Regions from separate parts of the Homo sapiens genome. Here regions 2, 3 and 4 are each linked to region 1. Evidence: chromatin contacts called from ENCODE Hi-C or POLR2A ChIA-PET data. All regions are on one chromosome and are shown on one strand. The core of a region is the stretch at or near the end of the contact, and the rest is flanking DNA. Distances in the headings are between cores, read along the strand shown. Region 1 holds the start of SMIM12 (small integral membrane protein 12). Region 2 holds the start of PHC2-AS1 (PHC2 antisense RNA 1). Region 3 holds the start of ZSCAN20 (zinc finger and SCAN domain containing 20). Region 4 holds the start of AGO3 (argonaute RISC catalytic component 3).

Region 1 (2,779 bases), core at 170-2,669:
TTGAACCCAGGCCTCTCCAATTTCAAAGCCTACACTCTTTCTAGTGGGAAGAACACACTGCAGAGGTATACGGTTTCTGTCCAAACCCTGGACTTAGGGAGAGCTTCCTACAGTTTTTTCCCATCAGCCTGGCATTTCATTACCTAGAAGAGCTTTCCTTTTCCCAAACTCTGAGATTGTACTCAGGGATTTATGAAATTCAGAGACATAGTAATAGTTAAAAGAGGCACCTCTGAAGAATCCCAAACCTAATACTTCTCCATTTTACTTCCACCTTTAAAGCAAGTCCTCTGTATAAGTAAATGCTTCCCTAAATAGCAACTGTCCGTTCAGATTTCCAAACCTGTCTTAAAACATATCGCGCATGAGTTCACAACTATCTCTCACATGCAGCATAAAGTCTCTCGCTACCGTCCTGCTCACATTCTAATCATTCCCAAATAAGTCAATTCATTCCTTTATTCGACACTTATAACCACTTACTCTGTGTCAGGCACGATGCTGGCTTACCCTGTCTGCGTTTCTCAAGACACTTTAAGCTCCAAAAGGCTAAGAACCGTGTCTGTCTGGCCCAATTATGCCCTATCCATCCAGGCACCTCTCCTACCCTGCCTGGCAGAGTGCCCAAAAAAGGTCTGCTGAACGAATGAATGACAGCCCAAACTCCCTAGTGTAAAATCACAACATCCTCCACCCACTCTCCCCCAAAAGGTGGCAGGAGCATAACAGATGCCTTTGCTGATTACAAAAACCTAAAGACTCCATCATAGTCGTCCCCAGGCAGGGTATCACAATGAAAGAGGCAAAAGTGTCTGAAAAACACTGTGACGCATATTTCCAGCCCGGCATGGAGGACGTCTGCCAAAAGCATCCGGTAAAGGTCAACTGGGCTGCTGGGAAACCTGCCCCAGTGCGAGGGCCCGGAGGCCCAACGAGGCCAGAAGCCGTAGTCCCAAATTCAAGAACTACTAACAAGGACACAGGAGGCCTGAGAAGGCGGAAGAATTAGCCCTGACAGTCACTAGAGCGCAGTCCAGGAATGGGAGCGCAAGTAAGGCGAAGGTCCATCCAAATGGCTACCCTTCTCCCTTCTGTGAGTCTCCCGGTCCCCTGTCCCTAGCCCACCTCATTCATGGCCTCATCAACGTCCGTCCTCATTGAGGTGCCGAGAAGCCCTGTCTGCGGAGGGCTACCTGGGCTCCCAGACTTGGCACCAGAACACCCGCCAGAGAGGGGAGCTGGCAGATCTGGCCGGGACCGGGGTGGACCCTAGCGATCACTCCTCCCGTAACTCAGAGGTTACTGGCCTGGGCTGACCCGACCTGCTCGCCGGGACCGCGCGCTCACCTGCGGCCCAGCCCACACTCCCCAGTGCGGCCCCCGCTCTCCGCCCGCTCGCCGGGAGCACGGAAGTCGCCGCACCCAGCGGCCCGCGGGACCTTGCCCTGTGACCCTGCCCACTGGCCGCCGGCTCTCTCGGAGCGCAGGGATTGGCTGAACTTCAGCCAAAGGACGGAAGGAAGCTAGGCGTCCGCAACTGGGCCCCACTGCGCTGAAATGGACGTCGCGCCCTCTGTTGGCCGGGAGGTTTCTCAGTGATGTCGCCACGTGTTTTCTGCGTGGAAAAAGTGAAAGATCATCCAGTCATTTTTTTCAACTGATGTTTATTAGGCGTCTTCTAAGACCTAGGTCTGGGCACGCAAAAACAAAAGACATGATCCCTGACCTCAAGAAGCTCTTCTTAGAAGAGTATATTTTAGTGCTTTAAGACCTCTTGGGATCCGGGCTAGCTTTCTAGTGACCTTGGGAACATTATTAACCTGTCTGAGCCTCCCTTCCCCTTCTGTGTAGAGGTAATAACACCCATTTCGCAAGGATGGTGTGAGGGTTGGAAGAGATAATATTTGTAAAGTACTGTGGCAGGCACACAGCCAGCAGGGAAATAAATGTGGCTATTGTTAGTGTAAAAATAATTCAAATATAGTAAAACCTAAGTCTTACATGACCTCTTGGGTACAAGTATTCACTTCCTCCTCTGTGTCCCCACTGTACCCTATACAGACATCAATTTTATCATATACAGAAAAGTCCCAAAGCTCAAGCTTGTTAATGCTCCCACAAGGCCCTTCCCACCCTCATCCCACTAATCTCAGCCTGCATATTTATTTTGCTCGCACATACTAAACCCGGCAGACCACACTGTTTCACACCTCAGTGCCTTATTGATGCTTTTTCATCTACCTTCCCACCTTTTTTGTTGTTGTTGTTCAATTTCACTCTTGTTGCCTGGGCTGGAGTGCAATGGCGTGATCTCGGCTCACCGCAACCTCCGCCTCCCAGGTTCAAGTGATTCCCCTGCCTCAGCCTCCTGAGTAGCTGGGATCACAGGCATGCACCACCACGCCCGGCTAATTTTGTATTTTTAATAGAGAAGGGGTTTCTCCATGTTGGGGAAGCTGGTCTCGAACTCCCGACCTCAGGTGATCTGCCCGCATCGGCCTCCCAAAGTGCTGGGATTACAGGCGTGAGCCACTGCGCCTGGCCGCTTTTTTTTTTTTTTTTAACAGGACTCTCGCTCTGTTGCCCAGGCTAGAGTGCAGTGGCACAATCATAGCTCACTGCAGCCTCAACCTCCTGGGCTCAAGTGATCCTCCCACTTCAGCCTTCCGAGTAGCTGGGACCACAGATGCACACCACCAGGCCTGGCTAATTTTTGTACTTTTTGTAGAGACTGGGTTTCACCATGTTGCTAGGGCTGGTCTCGAACTCCTGAGCTCAA
Region 2 (2,779 bases), core at 118-2,617, 1.5 Mb before region 1:
ACTTCAGTTTAAATACAGAATCTCACAAATCCCGATTTTAATGTAAAGAAGCAACAAATATAGTCTACCTTCATTTGGCATAGGAAGGAGAGAAAACGCTCTTCTAAAAATGGAAGAAAAGACACAGAACAGCTTGTCCCTTTCCATCCAATTAAAAACCTCGTGAGACTGAACTAGATTAAAAACAAAACTCTCCAGCGAAGCCGCAGGCGCCTCCAAGATAGGGAGTCCACCACCAATAAAGTACGGCAGATGCCAGCAGTCTCGTCCCCGAACGCACCGTCCGTCCCAGGGAAGTCGCAGCGGCGGGGAGGCCGGTCCTAGGTTGGGGCTGGGGTGGGGTGTGCGGGGCCTGGGGACGCGGAAGCTGCGGCGCGCCGAGGTGACACGGCTTCCAGGGGCGACGGGCGCGCAGGGTCCCCAGGCGAGCGAGGCTGGGGAGCAGGGCACCTCCCAGGCGCCGCGCGGACGAGAGCCGCGACTGGCACGGCCTGGCAGCCGCGTAGGCCCGGGCCGTTAGGGGCACCGAGGGCGGTGCCCGACTTCCAGTGCGGCGAGCGCGGCCCCCGGCCTCCCTACTGGCGAGAACCCCTCCCCCGCCCCGGCACTGACCTGTCCAGGGCCCGGCTGGGCCTGGCCGGGCGGGGCCTACGCAGCCCCTCGGCCGGGCGCCGACTCGCGCGGGGTCCCGGGCCCGGGCGGGCCGCCTCCTCTCCGCCGGGAGCCTCCGAGCCGGGGCCCGGGGCTGCCGCGGCGCATCCGACCGCACCGGCCTGGCCGGCGTCAACAAAGGGCGGCCGGGGCGCGAGGCCGGGACGGGGGCGCGAGGCCGGGGCGGGAGCGCGGGCGGCGGCCGGGGTTGCGCGCGCGCGCGCGGCGGGCGCTCGAGGGCTGCAGCCGCCGCGGAGACAATGCGGCGAGTCTGGGACGGCTCCCGCGGCCGCCTCCGCCGGGGGCGGGGCGAGGGAGCGGGGCGGGGAGGGGCGGGGCCGCGGGAGGGGCGGGGCGGACACGGGCCGCGCGCTTCCTTTGTGCGGCGAGCCCCGCCTCGCGCCCTCCGGAAGGCGGGTTAGGGACGCCCGGGGCTCAGCTTAGGGAGGCGGGCGCCACGCCACGAGGAGGCTGCCCTGATAGCCGGTGCAAGTGCTCCTTGGCGGGGCGGCCCGCGACTCCCGCCTTGGACCGTTCACTCCCTGAGGGGCCTGGGGGTCAGTCAGAAGACTAACGACCACCAGTCACCGAGAGCTCAGTTCGTGCCAAACCCTGCTCGCGCTGTCCCCGACTTATTGTTCACAACGACCCTACAAGTCATTCTCCTTCCCACTGGGAACCGAGGATCAGAGGGAAGTCATGGCCCGAGTGCCCCGGTCACACCTCCGTGAGCGGCCTCGGGCTCGCGGTTGAGGCTGATTGAGGAAGTGGGTTCAGGCGGCCCGCCGTGCCTGGCACACGGTCAGAGTCCCGTAAGTGTTGGTTATCTTCCCCAAGCGCACCGGGTGAACCTGCGCTGTCGTGGCGAAGCATACTCATTCAGCACGCGCGCGAGGGGCTGCGGGGGTACAGAGACGTGCAGCGTGACACAGTCCCCACCCTCAGGAGCGCGAGGCGCAGGAAGGTGCTGGACACACGCCAGGCACTTCTCTCCATTCTTGACTTCCCTCTGTTCCCAACATGGTCCCATTTTCTTGCCTTCCTTAGTATTCATATTCGTTGCCTGCCTTTCTTCTCCCCCCACCCCTTTCCACTCTCAGGCCTCATCCCATCTTCTTTGTTTACATTTATTTTACATTCCCCGAATATTTACTTAGCTCCCTTTCTCCTCTATTTTTCAAATTTTCAACCCCCCTTTTCATTAATATTCATATTTCCTTCTCCTCTGCCTCTGCATTTCTTACACTTATATTTTGTTTTATAAACTAGGGTAACACAGGATTGTATCCTCAACTCCTGTTCCCTAACATGCCCACACTTTCCTGCCTCCCTCTCTTAAGTTCCACCAGTTCTTCCTGGAATGCTCTTTCCTCAACTTTGCATGTCCAGGTCCTACCTATCCTTCAAGGTCCAGACTCAAGAACAGCAGTTGGCAAACTTTTTCTGCCAGGGACCAGAGAGTAAATATTTTAGACTTTGTAGGTCACACGGTCTGTGGCAACAACTCATCTCTGCTGTTGCCGCAGGAAAGCAACCACAGACAATATGTACGTGAAGGAGTGTGGTTGTGTTCCAATAGAACTTTATTTATGGGCACTAGAATTGGAATTTCAGATAATTTTCATGTATCATGAAATAGAATTCTTTTGATTTTTTCAAAAAAAAATTTAAAATGTAGAAATCATTATTAGCTTGCGAGCTGTACGAACACTGGCAATGTGATGGTTTTGGCCATTGGGCTGTAGTTTGTCAACCTCTGCTCTAGAACAATGCCTCGTCCTCCCTGAAATCTATCCTGAACATCTCTAGTTGGCAGTAACTTTTCCTGTTTTGTAGCTTTTAAATGACTTACCTCAAATCCATCTATGGCATTTATCGCATTTTACTTTCTATTGTAATTTTTTTCCTGTGCATTTTTCATCGTTTCAAGTAGACCTTCAGCTCTTGAGGTGGGGTACAGACCGTGTTTCTCAGTGTGCTACCTCCCTTCCCACAGTGCTTTGCACAGAGCAGGCATTCACACATACACAGAATGGGCCGGGCGCAGTGGCTCACACCTGTAATCCCAGCACTTGGGAGGCCGAGGCGGGCAGATCACCTGAGGTCAGGAGTTTGAGACCAGCCTGGC
Region 3 (2,779 bases), core at 140-2,639, 1.4 Mb before region 1:
AAGCCGCATAACCATTGGTAATAATAATAATAGCTAATGATTATGTATATTATTGTATTTTCTATTTTTTAAAATAGAGACGAGGTCTCACTTCGCTGCCCAGGCTGGTCTCAAACTCCTGGACTAAAGCGATCCTTCCGTCTCAGCCTCCCAGAGGGCTGGGATTACAGGCATGAGCCTCCGTGCCTGGACTAGCTAATGATTATTAAACACTTTCTGTGTGTCAGACATGTGTCACGCTCTTTACATACCTTCTCCCATTTATTCCTCTCAACAACTGTCTCAGGAAGAGGCAAGTATTATCATTCCCATTTTACAGCTGGGAAAATGCAGGCATAAAGAAGCTAAGTAATTTGCCCAAGGTTTCACAACGCGGGTGGTATGACCTGCATCCTTCATTTGAAAGTAAGAACTTTCAGACACAAGCAGCTTGACTTCAGAGACTTTTACCTAAATAGTCTCATTTAACCTTCATAACACCCTGTGATGTAAGTTCTCTTACATTACTTGCATTTTATAGATGAAAATTCCAAAGACAAAATAGATGGCAGTAATTTGTTCAAGGCCACACAGCTGCGAAGTAGTTGAGTTGGGATTTGGATCCATGTCTGACTACAAAGCCCCCATTCTCAACACCACATTAGATTGTTCATGCCCCAAAGTATTCACAGTGGTACAGAGCACCCGCATTTATATGAGGATTATTTTGTAATAATGATTAACATTCTTCCAACACCTAGGAAGTGCCAAGCTCTGTACTAACTGATTTACATAATAATAGCTAACAATCGCTGTGCATTATTAGGAGCCAGGCCCTGAGCTAATCGTTTTAGGTGTATTATCTCATTGAAAGTTCACAAAACTCTGTGACATGGATGCCATTACTACCCTCATTTTATGGTTGAAGAGAACGAGGTTCAGAATTCTTCCAAAGTCACACAGCTTAGCTGTAAGCTGGAAATTAAAGCTACAACTGTCCAGTTCTCTCCTGCCTATCGGGCTGGTCACCTCTAGTCATTCTCTCTTCTTATTTCTTATTGTGTCTGCTTTGATCTTTCAGGGTCTGAGGCTCTCACTTCGACCCCTCAGTAGAACTGGGCCCCCTTCTGCTCGAGTGCCCTCCCATTGGGCGGTGCTGTTATCCGGAAGCCTATGGAAAAGGCCAGGATCGCAACAGGTCCCGCCCCCATGTGTCGCGCCCGTTCCGATTTGTTCCAGTGCCAGGGTCCGTTAGAAGATGACATATCTATTGGCTGAAGACGTCTGAAAGGCAGCAAACGGAGGGGGCCGCCCCCGGCGCTCGCGCGGTTCCTTCTGGGAATTGTGGTCTCAGACGTTCCATTCCCAGGGTGGCGCCGCTCGGACTCCGCGTCCCAGCATTCCCCGCACGAGCCCGGGAGCACTTCCGCCCTGTTGTGAAGTGGGTGTCTCGGTGGGTGAGTCCGGGTGGCGGGGCGGGGGCAGCTGAGACGCAGGCTCTGGGCTGGAGACTTAGGAGGTGGTGGTGACACAGGGGGCTGGGGAAGGTGAGAGGGGAGAAAGAAGCTTATATGTGGGGGTGGAGGGTGAGGGACGGTCAAAGGATGTAGAGGCCGGAGATGGGAAGGGTCATACAGGGGTCGGGGATGAGGAGGCGATAGAGGGCCCTGGGAATGAGGAGGGCCTTAGAAGGGTCTGAAGGTGAGGGGGTTGAGGGAGGTTTTGGAGGTGGGAGAGTCATAGAAAGGTCTGGAGACCACAGAGGAAAGGATAGAGGGTCTGGGGCCCTGGCAAGAAGTGAAGAGGGCCTGAGCTTGAAGCCCGACCTTAAAAATAGTGTTTCAATCTCTACCTTCCCATCTAGAACAAGCATATCTAATTTGTTACCTCCCTAATGATTGTTACCTCTGGAACCCAGTGGATGGGACTGGCTATTGTGTTCTGCCCCAAACCTGCACTTCTTTCCTTATGTCTTATGGAAGTCAGTGGCACGATCATCCCATTTACCTACCTACCTACCTACTTACCCACTGATTCCTCTTGCATTCTTCCACGTCCAAGGATCTTCCGATCTTTAATTTCTTTAATATCTTTTCAGTCGGCCTCTTTCTTGTAGGGTTTTCGCAGAAGCCTTTTCAGTTTCCCAGCATGAACACACACATTGCACCTAGTGTGATCTGTTTCACCTACAAATCTGATTATGCCTTCTGCTTGAAAACTTTCATTGGCACCCAGCACCTGTAAAGTCCAAACACCTTGTCCTTCATAAACTCCTTTTGCAGCCTAATCTTCATGCACCTCACACTCCAGGGCTGTCAAGGTTTTCCTCGTTTCCTGGGTAGGCCATTTGGTTTTCCATCATTATATATGCTGTTCTCTCAGCTTAGAATATTCTCTCCTTGCCCTTCACCTTCTTTGCCAAGAGAACTTCTTTAACTTAAAAAAATTTCAACTCTTACTTTGCTCAATTCCCTTAAGCAAATTAAGTCACCCCCAACCCTCAGCTCCCATAACTTCTCCTATTACCACATTTGATCATAATTATCTGTGAAGTGTGTGTCTCTTCCATTAGACTGTGAACATCTCCAGGACAGGAACAGTGTCTCAATCACCTCTGTTTCCCCATTGCCCAGTCTAGAGCAGTAAACACTTGATGTAAAGCAGTAAATACTTGATGTATGTATGTGTGAATGAAGACCATGCAGGGTAAGCTTTGCTATACCAGCCTTGAAGACTTCTATTGCCAGTGGATTTCCAGGGCAGGAGCTTTAGTCTTCCTCTGCCTGGCAAGGCTATCTGC
Region 4 (2,779 bases), core at 88-2,587, 1.1 Mb after region 1:
TTTAAAATGGTAAATAGTAAATACTTGTGTTATTCACTAACATTTGGGGAGGATTTTCTCTGTGCTTTATGTATATTACCTAACCTTACAAACTGTGTAAGGTACATGCTGTTCTCTCAATTTTTCAGATAAGAAAATTGAAGCCCAGAGAGATCAAGTGACTGATCCAAAGTCCCACAGTGAGGGGAACTGAAGATAGGATATTCTTTCTCCTTTTCCTCTTTAAAAAATTATTTTGATTAAAAAAAACCGTATTACTGAAGCATAGGGACATGGGGAGAAATTATGAATGATTCCTCAGCCTGAATAAAATAGTATGTTTCATTAAGGCAACAAATATTTATTAAGGACCTAATATTTGCCTGACATTCAAGTGAGGTGGGGGGCACACAAGTAGTAAATAAATAACAGACTGGGCAAAGGGCTACCAAGGCAATACTGTAGTAGACTAACAGGTGCCCCACCATAGATGGGTGGTCCGGAAAAGGCGTCTCAGATGTCTTTCGTTGAGACGCAAAAAAAAGCTGTGGGGTAGGGCGTAAGGGGAGGGTGGAGAAGAGAGAGAGGGTTCCTGGCCAAGGGAACCAAAAGCAGAGAAGCTCCAAGTCAGAAAAAAGCAGCGGTTGGCCCGTTGGGAGAATTGGAAGCCAACCAGTATAGCTGTAGCACAGGCGGGGCCCATTTACGCCGTGCGTTTTCACCCTGGAAAGGAGTTTGGGTTTTCAAGTGTGACGAGGCGCTATTAAAGAGTTTTAAACATGGAAATTACTCGATCTGATGTTTGTGTAGTGTCCTGTTTGTTAGTCATCTTTTCCAAACTATAATACATTTTTTTTTTCCTAAAAATGGTCGTTAAAGCAGCCTAGGACTTAGGTCAATTGCGGTGGTCACTTGACCGCCTGTGAGGAGGCGGCGCGTGGGGTGGATCGGACTGGGCGTGGCGGGGGCTCAGGAAGGAGGGTGGCCCTACCCCAGCGGGCTCGGCTCGGGGCCTCCGCGGCAGTTCGGGGTCCTTCACCCGCCGGCTCCAGGTAGGCTACTCCTCAGGTAAGCCCCGCCGCCAGCCGCGACGTCGTCGCAGACAGGCACCGCCCCCACTCGTGCGGCGCGAGTAGTCCTGCCCCTCCGCGTTGTCTCCGGCCGGCACGGCCCGGCGGGGTACGGCCGAGCCCGCCGCATGTGGCCCGGCTCCCGGACACCTCCCCGGCGTCCTCCGCGCCGGCCGCTCCTGCCCCGACGTCGCTCCGGCACGGCTCGGGGCCCAGAGGCGAGGCGAGGACGCCGGGCAAGCCAGGCAGCGGAACTGACGCCGGCGAGCTTCCGGGGCGGCCCCGGGCAGGTCGGCGGCGGCGGCCCGCAGTCGTGGAGGAGCGGTGGGAGCGTCGGCGGCCGCGGGCGATGCAACTTCCGGACGGGACTCCCCTCTGTCCGCGCCTCACATCTCCCCTTCCTCTCGCCTAGTCCTGTGCCGTTTTCCGTCCGCGACTCTTCCGGCCCAGAGCTTTCGGAGTGCGGTTGCTCAGGGGAAGCCGTCGCCGCCCCCGCCTCGGGGCCGAGTGAGAGTGCCCGTCGCGTCGCGCCGCGTCGCCCCCCGGGCCGCCTCCTTGCCGCCAGTGGCGGGCTCCGTTCTCCCTCGAAGCACTCCCCCCAGCTCCATGAATGGAAATCGGCTCCGCAGGTGAGTCAGAGTAGCTGGGCCAGGTAGGGGATGTCACCCAGCTACTGTCCTCTGAGCATCCCTGCTCCTCCCGCCCGGCCCAGGTGCGCGAGGTGAGCGTCGGGCGGGCATCGCTCGGTCTCCCGCCCCTCGCCCTGCTCCTCCGCGACCTCCCCGCAGCCCAGCCCCAGTTCCCCGGGGGCCCCTGAGTCGGCGAAACTGCGAGGCGGGGAAACGCTTGGAGGATTTAAGTTTGGGGTTATCTAGGCGGCATTACTCTTTGCTGGAGTACCCTTCTTCTAGACTTTAGAATGGTTTGCCATTGTCTAGTTGGAGTGCGTGTCCTTTAGCCAGGTTGTGTGTTCCGTAGAGGCTGGGCAGCCAGCCAGCTCCCTTACCTACCTCTTAGGATAGTTGTGAAGATAGGCTGAGATAACGGATAACTTCAGATTAAGTTCGAAGGAGGTGTTGGTGCAACGTTAAATTCAACATGGCATTGCTCCTACCCTCGAGTTCTTTTCTGTTGTTTGTGGCAGCATGGTAGATAGTTTCTGAGGAGCTTGGAAATGTCATAGCAGCCTGGATCCCTGCTTATACGAGGAGGTGGTTCTTAAAATTGCTGACAGTATATTTTTTTTCATTCTCTATTCCTTAGAGAAGTAGTTGTCATATTCCTGGAAATTTGGAATTTAAGAAAACTGCTTTATCTCTGGGGGCAAGAGCAGCAGTTTTGCAGTCTTAAGAGAAAATTGCAACATGGATAGTACTTGTCCTTAAAAAAGGAAAAGTATTGTTTATGGTTCTAAAGTAATTAATTCAGGGACAGAAAGGTGTTGCATAACGGTTTGCCTAACAAATGATCATGCTTGGCTTATTAAATTTGAAAGTATGCTTCAGACGATCACAAGTTCGTAAATTAATTTTCAAAATATTTGCGGGGCTGTCTTGTTACTAATGGTGTTACAAGTTCCTGAATTCCATATCTCTTTTTGCCAATTTGATATAAGAAAAACTTACGTAAAAGAAACCAGTGACATAACGATAGCTAAGAACTTTGTTGAATAGATTACGTGTCAAATGGTTGCAAAAAAGCACTCAAACTGGGGAGATGAGATGGGGAGA

The links. Hi-C counts contacts between places; a loop is a spot of excess contacts on that map. ChIA-PET counts read pairs that join two places held with the same protein, here RNA polymerase II (POLR2A). Pooled maps may share reads with other maps.
Region 2: a pooled map shows a loop between it and region 1 (4-fold over the local background). The contact joins the promoter of PHC2-AS1 here to the promoter of SMIM12 in region 1. A Hi-C loop is called at or near these places in 1 of 37 single-sample maps with no recorded cell type and 5 of 50 pooled maps. POLR2A ChIA-PET finds 5 or more read pairs at or near these places in 2 of 52 experiments (A549 and MCF 10A).
Region 3: a map of sigmoid colon shows a loop between it and region 1 (7-fold over the local background). The contact joins the promoter of ZSCAN20 here to the promoter of SMIM12 in region 1. A Hi-C loop is called at or near these places in 1 of 168 maps with a recorded cell type or tissue (sigmoid colon), 2 of 37 single-sample maps with no recorded cell type and 12 of 50 pooled maps.
Region 4: a pooled map shows a loop between it and region 1 (9-fold over the local background). The contact joins the promoter of AGO3 here to the promoter of SMIM12 in region 1. A Hi-C loop is called at or near these places in 1 of 168 maps with a recorded cell type or tissue (CD4-positive, alpha-beta T cell), 1 of 37 single-sample maps with no recorded cell type and 9 of 50 pooled maps.

What each region holds. Positions count from the first base shown.
Region 1 is chr1:34,858,330-34,861,108 of GRCh38, forward strand. SMIM12 (small integral membrane protein 12) reads right to left here and starts at 1,420. Exons shown (of 2, transcript NM_138428.6): 1 at 1,348-1,420. RefSeq lists a silencer at 1,242-1,371.
Region 2 is chr1:33,348,985-33,351,763 of GRCh38, forward strand. PHC2-AS1 (PHC2 antisense RNA 1) reads left to right here and starts at 1,368. Exons shown (of 3, transcript NR_125978.1): 1 at 1,368-1,463. The region is part of intron 9 of PHC2 (polyhomeotic homolog 2); the gene reads right to left. RefSeq lists an enhancer at 172-1,101 and a silencer at 557-1,076.
Region 3 is chr1:33,471,256-33,474,034 of GRCh38, forward strand. It overlaps ZSCAN20 (zinc finger and SCAN domain containing 20), which reads left to right and starts at 1,390. Exons shown (of 8, transcript NM_001377376.1): 1 at 1,390-1,436.
Region 4 is chr1:35,929,768-35,932,546 of GRCh38, forward strand. AGO3 (argonaute RISC catalytic component 3) reads left to right here and starts at 1,338. Exons shown (of 19, transcript NM_024852.4): 1 at 1,338-1,678. The coding sequence starts at 1,660. AGO1 (argonaute RISC component 1) reads left to right here. Exons shown (of 19, transcript NM_012199.5): 19 at 1-765. RefSeq lists enhancers at 954-1,477, 1,478-2,002, 2,003-2,525 and silencers at 981-1,490, 1,501-1,840.